Linked DNA regions of Mus musculus: region 2 is linked to region 1. The links are chromatin contacts, found by Hi-C or POLR2A ChIA-PET in ENCODE. All regions are on one chromosome and are shown on one strand. The core of a region is the stretch at or near the end of the contact, and the rest is flanking DNA. Distances in the headings are between cores, read along the strand shown. Region 1 holds the start of Ddx42 (DEAD box helicase 42). Region 2 holds the start of Ftsj3 (FtsJ RNA methyltransferase homolog 3 (E. coli)).

Region 1 (3,314 bases), core at 662-3,161:
CAGAACATTCCTTTCTCCAGATACCTCCGTGGTTAGATGCTCTCACCATTTTCTAGCTTGCCTAAATATCTGTTAGATACCAGAAAGGGCTTTCCCTGACTACTCTATTGCAGCTTCTCCCAAGCCTCCTTTGCTGGTACAGACTACTCTTTAACATAAAGCATAACACACATCTCTCCTTCTTCTTTAGAAAGTTTCATAAATGGACTGGTAAAATGGTTCTACAGATTAATCGCCTGACCAGAATTCCATCCTGAGGACCTACATAGTGGAAGGAGAAAACCAACTCCCAGAGGTTGGCCTCTAACCTCTACAGGAGGGCATGATAAACATACATAAAGAAATAACGTGCCGGGCAGTGGTGGCGCATGCCTTTAATCCCAGCACTTGGGAGGCAGAGGCAGGCAGATTTCTGAGTTCCAGGCCAGCCTGGTCTACAGAGTGAGTTCCAGAACAACAAGAGCTATACAGAAAAGCCCTGTCTTGAAAAAACAAAAACAAAGACAAACAAAATAATACGTCCAAAAAATGTATATAAAGAGTCTCATGAGTGCAGTGGTCATAGATTTAACACTTAAGCAATTCAAGAGAGAACAGGCACAGAGGCAAGGCAATAACAATTTTATTTTTAAATGAATCACTGCAATTCTCCTTCTAGGTAAAGTAAAATAACATTTTCGCCCTGGAAGAATAAATTTTTATATCAGACTTACTGTTCACTTCCCACCTGTCAGAACAGGATTGGACTCTACAAAGTTTAAACGAATTAAGACATAACCTACCACCCACGACGGGTGGTGATGCACGCCTTTAATCCCAGCACTTGGGAGGCAGAGGCAGGTGGATCTCTGAGTTCGAGGCCAGCCTGGTCTATAGAGTGAATTCCAGGACAGCCAGGGCTACAGAGAAACCCTGTCTCGAAGGAAGAAAAAAAAGAAAAAGAAAAAGACATAATATCTACTCTACTTAATAATTGTTCAGCTTAATAGCTGTTCAGGTATGTGTAGGAGACAATACAGAAATAACACTTGCAAATAGTAACAACAACAACAACACAGTAGGAAAGCCACAAAACCACAGCCTAAAGGGGTAGGGGTGAAAAGGGAAAAAGCTAAGATGACAGAAAAGTTTATATATGCTTCCAAACTTGACTAGTATAATTTTTTCCTTACGATTCTGATACAGGTTTTCAACCCATATATATTATTCAAATCAGGTAGGCTCAAGTAGGCCGCAAAAAGTTTGTAACTATGGTGATGATGTTAATCATGATCTACTCAAGGTTTCACAAAGATCAATGACTATCACAGCCTTCTAATCTGTCAACCTCCGCTACCGAGACCCTCCCCGCCTCCATTTGTGGGTCCGCAATCCCCAACAGCTACCTACAAGGATCAATACTCCTCCACTGGCTCTCACAGCTTCGGAGCCCAGCACCCTGAAAAATCCCTTCCTGGAGCCCATCAAGCACCGCCTCCGGAAAGCCGCCAAGTGGGCCTCGTTAAGACGTGCAAGGAGCAGAGCCGTGGGAAGGCAACGTAGCTCCAGAGGGCCACCTCGGGGCTCCAGATCGCGTACCCATCCCTGCCCGGACCCCCGCAGCCACCCGGGTCCCCAGGCTCTGCCGATTCTTTGTTAAACGAGGCCGAGGTTCCTCCGCCCTCGCCAGGCCCCAGTTACCTCTCGTGTCCCCCGGGCTAGCGGCACTGCGTCTGGCGAGCCCTTCACCCAAACCCGCTGCCGCGGCTGCAGACGCAGTTGCTACTCCAGTCGGCGCGAAAGAACCCCCGCGGCCCTGCGTACGCGCGGTGCGGGACCGCGTCCAGCCGCGCTCTTCCTCCGCCCCCTTCGCCGCCGCCTCACGGCCCGTTGCTGACTGGGGGTAGGGTGGGGGGAGCGTCTGACATGCGCGCTAAGTAGAGCGCGAGCCGAAGGGTGGGGCTGGGGCTACGGCTGCCGAAAGGCGCCAATTAATGCCGCTCTTCCGATTCCGGAACGCAACATAACTACGTCACACACCCCGGACGGGAATCTGGTCCTGGGTGAGGATTGTGTCTGGGTCGTGTAGTGAGGGAGTCTGCAATGAAGAGAGCCGCGGCGATGGGGAACCGCCCGAAAAACTCAAGGTAATAAGGTGTTGATTGGAAACTTCATTTACATAAGAATGTCCACCTTCCCTTAGCTCTTGTCCCTTGCCAAAAACCAAAGCAACACAAAAAACCCACGACTCGGGCAACATTTCCCTTCATGCCTCTGTCCACATGGCCCCATAGACTATGGCCACCTTTAGCTTCCGGAGCATCCGATCAAAGTGACGTCTACCCGACGGACGGAACCCTACGGGAGAAACGCAGCCTCCGCTAGTTAGAGCACTTGTAGCCCAGGGGACGCTGGGGGTTACGTAATTTTCCCAGCAGCCCTAGCTCGCCTTGCGCGGATGTCCTGAAGGCCGCGCCCCGCCCCCACCCCGCGCGCAGGCGCAAACTAGCTGTACGCATTCTACGTAACGGACGGCTGAAGCTACGTGAAGAGTAGGGTGCCGTGACTGAGCTACCTGTTCTGGGCTGTTCAGTGACATCGCGGCCCGCAGATTATCTTTGCGACCTGAAGACAGAAACCAGACAAAGGCAGGCTGGTTGGAGGTAGTGGCCTCAGGAGCCCCGGGCCCGGTTGCAGCCTCGGGTGCAGGTAGGTAGCGGGGCCATGACATTCCAGTCGGTGTGACCGTGCCAGGCCGAGCGGTGACTAAGTTGCATGGCCGCAGAGCCAGGTACTGTTTCCCTCCTAACCAACCCTTTAAGTCCGGCCGGTGGTGACATGCATCAATACCCTCAACTTATCTTTCCAGAATTAAAAGAAAAAAAAAAAGACTAAACCTCTGTCCATCCTTTTCTGCTCCATTTTATGTTGGGCTTTAGGAAGATTTGGGGGAAGGTTTCGAGTAGATCCCAACCAACAGGACAAAATCTGAGAAAATATCTGGTGTGTAGCCAGAAGAATAAAAGAGCATCGAACTAGGCTTCTCCGTGGTGGACCTAGGACTAGACACTAGAAGTTTCACGGAAGCAACCGCTTCTAGAGTCGACCTTACCCGAAGGTTTCTAACATGCAAGTTATTTGTAACCAACACTTTACTTTGTAAGGTGACAGTAATGTCTACATCATTTCTAGAAATTTCATCATTTTGACTGATGCCACAGAGGCCTGGGAGGACAAGCAATGATTGCTACATATACTCCTTTTTACTGAGAGAGCTTGCGGAAGATAATCAAGATGGGTGTGTTAATGTTGTGCCTGGCTTGGAGTCTAGTGTT
Region 2 (3,330 bases), core at 129-2,628, 39 kb before region 1:
CACTGTCTTCTGGCCTTCACAGGCAAATGTAGGGCACAGACATTGGATGCAAGCAAAACACCCAAACACATAAAACGAAAAACCTGGAAAAGCAAGCAAGCAAGCACACAAACAAAAAATCCTAACTAAACACTATTCCCATCAAAGAGATTATCAATCTACCTTACACAGCTTGGTACCTCCTGACTACAAAGGAGCTGGAGAGATGGCTCAGCAGTCAAGAGGGTTTCTTACTGCTTTTGCAGAGGGCCTGGGTTTAGTTCTCAGCACCTGTAGTAGCTCATAACTATTTGTACGTAACTCAAGTTTCAGGGGATCCACTGCCCTCTTCTGACTTGCACAGACATCTGTATATATGTGATACACATAAGCTTACGCAGGCATATATACATATACACATAAGAAACAGACAAGCAAAGAGCTGCAAACGAACAACATTGGAAAAGAACTCTTTGCTGCACTCCCAGTGGAAAAAGGACACAGAGAAATCTGCACCTACCAGCTCCCGTCCTCCACTAGCTCCCTTTGCTGTCTGTACTCACCTGGAGTTCTTCAATCTTGGACAGATAATATTGACGGAGTCCACTGCCTGCCTTCCCCTCTTCCAGTTCCATCTGAAGACAAGTGTAAGTGTTAAAAAAAAAAAAGAAGAAAAGAAAAGAAAAGAAAAAGAAAAGGCATAAAGTACTAAAGGGTAAAGCCAAAGTATTTTCGAGGCACTCTACCATATAGCTTAAGAAACAAGGTCAGGAAAATACCATTCCCTTTTCCTCAGAAACTGGTATCTCGATGGGCGAGGTCTGTGTGTTTGAACTTCGGAGGCTTAGTTCTTGGTTCTAAGCCTTCATTTCTGAATCCACTACAAGGATGCAATTACCGCCTACCTTCGAGGACTTTTAGGAGTCTCAAGGGGCCATATACCCACCGAGCGCACTGCCCTGTGGCTAGAGCTACACATCCCCAGGGTTTAACTACTACAGACAAAGGCAGAACAGAGGGACCAAGTCCAGGTCGAAGCCCAGGCCATTCCGGCTTGCCAGCTTCATTCAGTTTCCACCCACCCCTGTCCTGCTTTCCTCAGGGCGGCGCTGACACAGCAGATCCAGTCCCAGGCAGAGTCCGGTCTGACGTGATCCACCCACCCCTGATCCACTGGACCCTCTCGCTCGTGGCCACCCCTCACTTCAGATTTTGTGCACTCCACACTCAGCTTGGATGCCGCCCAGCCGCCGCGGCAGAATCCTTACCTGCTCTGGCCCATCAAGCGCCATCTTCCCTCTCTCGGCAGGGATCGCCGGCATCCAAGTCACTCTATCGCGCAGGCGCGGAGGCGAAAGCATGCGCCCTGGGTCACCACCGAGAACAGTTCCGGGTCAATGGGCGGGGTGTGTGGCGATACAAACACAGTGGCTGTATTAGTAGAGGCTCTACTGGAGGTCACTAGTTTTGTGAAGAGATATAGAACTTCTGGTTGATGCTTCCTAGCGTTTAGGATACGAGTTATTGCACTCTACTTCCTAGCCTCTACTTTTAACTTGTAAGGCCTGCTGACAAAAAAATTTTGGCCACACTCAAAATGGCGGAAATCATGACGCCAGGAATGTAGGAAACGCGCGCAGAAGCGGAAGTACGATTACTGCCTACATGTGCTGCTTCCTAAGAGTTGAAAACCTGCGGAGTTAAGGGCTATCTAACGTCTGGGTAAGTGATTGCTCCACCGCCTGAGGAACCGAAGCGAGATCCAGTGCTCGGAAAGACGATCTCACCTTTTTCTTTCTCCCCAGAGTGAGTGATACTCCCCCATCCCGCCATGGGCAAGAAAGGCAAAGTAGGCAAGAGCCGGCGGGACAAGTTCTATCACTTGGCCAAGGAGACTGGTGAGTGGGTTCGCGCTGAGGAACAACATCCCCGTCTTTTCGCTTCTTCTAGTCCCGAGTTCCTTTTCCTTCGAGGGGGTTATGGGATTGTGAGGCTTTCCTCCTGGGAAAGGCCTCCGTAGACGGTATTGCCTTATACACCCACTCTCCACGATCCAGGTTATCGTTCGCGCTCTGCCTTCAAACTGATCCAGCTCAATCGCCGCTTTCAGTTCCTGCAGAAAGCCCGGGCCTTGTTGGACCTGTGTGCTGCGCCTGGCGGATGGTAACGTTTGGCAGGGGCTGCTATGATGACACGTTCCTGGCACTGGTTGGCTTTGAGTTGCTTTTCGGGGAGGATGGGAATCCGATTACACAATTCAGATTAAATATTCCATAGTATGTGTCTCTCTCAAATTTTGGAAGGGAGCGTCATTTTCCCCCTCTTGTGGTACTGAACCTAAGGACTTAACTCATGCTAAGGACTTAACTCATGCTAGGCAGCCCCTCCACCACCGAGTTATATCTCCAATTGCTTTATTTTGAGACAGGGACGCTGAAAAATTGCCAAGGATGGCCTTGAACTTTTGGTCTTAATCTCTTGCCCTCCTTAGTGGCTGGTAATGCAGCCCTGTGTTGCCATGCCCAGCAGGTTGCTTCTTGAATGTATGCATAGACATTTGGCCACTACACTTAACAGGTGCCTCTTAAGGGGATGAGAAGTCACCTTGCCAAGGGAGGATGAAAGGTATTTAAATCTGTCTCTTTCACAGGCTGCAGGTGGCTGCCAAGTTTATGCCTGTATCCAGTCTTATTGTAGGTGGGTGACTCTTGGGTATTTGAGGGGGAGGGGTGGGTTAGGTACTAATTTTGTCCTACATCTTCCTCCACCCTGTAATACTGAGTTAACATCTTTTAGGAGTGGACCTCGTTCCAATCAAGCCTCTCCCCAATGTGGTGACTCTCCAGGAGGATATCACAACAGAACGCTGTAGGCAGGTAATAAGACCTCTCCTTCTTTTCTTTCCTCTTTATGTGCTGGTGTCATTGCCTACTTATTTATTTATTTAGTGTGTGTGGTCTTTCGAGACAGGGTTTCTCTGTGTAGCCCTGGCTGTCCTGGAACTCACTCTGTAGACCAGGCTGGCCTTGAACTCAGAAATCTGCCTGCCTCTGCCTCCCAAGTGCTGGGATTAAAGGGGTGTGCCACTAGTGCCTGGCTGTCATTGCCTCTGAAGAGTGAATGAAACACTTCCCAATTTACCATGGTTTCAAGCACGTGGCCAAAAAGACTGACAATCCTTGTGTACATTTCCATCTTTATTTACAATCAAGTGTTTTTGTTTTTCCCTGAGATAGAGTCTTGCTGTGTACTTTAGGATAGCTTCTAACTGTGTAGCCCACACTGATGTGGAGCTGAGTACATAGCCTAGTTTGGCCTTGATCTTGCAGTCTCTCTCCCTCTGCCTCTGGG

What was found. A loop is a pair of places that touch in the nucleus more often than their neighbours do. ChIA-PET counts read pairs that join two places held with the same protein, here RNA polymerase II (POLR2A).
Region 2: a map of gastrocnemius shows a loop between it and region 1 (2.8-fold over the local background). The contact joins the promoter of Ftsj3 here to the promoter of Ddx42 in region 1. A Hi-C loop is called at or near these places in 14 of 37 maps with a recorded cell type or tissue (CH12.LX, T-helper 1 cell, T-helper 17 cell and 6 more). POLR2A ChIA-PET finds 5 or more read pairs at or near these places in 4 of 5 experiments (Patski and embryonic stem cell).

What each region holds. Positions count from the first base shown.
Region 1 is chr11:106,215,523-106,218,836 of GRCm38, reverse strand. Ddx42 (DEAD box helicase 42) reads right to left here and starts at 1,911. Exons shown (of 18, transcript NM_028074.4): 1 at 1,681-1,911. It overlaps Ccdc47 (coiled-coil domain containing 47), which reads left to right and starts at 2,470. Exons shown (of 13, transcript NM_026009.2): 1 at 2,470-2,688.
Region 2 is chr11:106,254,132-106,257,461 of GRCm38, reverse strand. It overlaps Ftsj3 (FtsJ RNA methyltransferase homolog 3 (E. coli)), which reads left to right and starts at 1,378. Exons shown (of 21, transcript NM_025310.3): 1 at 1,378-1,701; 2 at 1,785-1,877; 3 at 2,037-2,142; 4 at 2,630-2,676; 5 at 2,776-2,855. The coding sequence starts at 1,811. Psmc5 (protease (prosome, macropain) 26S subunit, ATPase 5) reads right to left here and starts at 1,277. Exons shown (of 11, transcript NM_008950.1): 1 at 1,248-1,277; 2 at 543-614. The coding sequence starts at 1,271.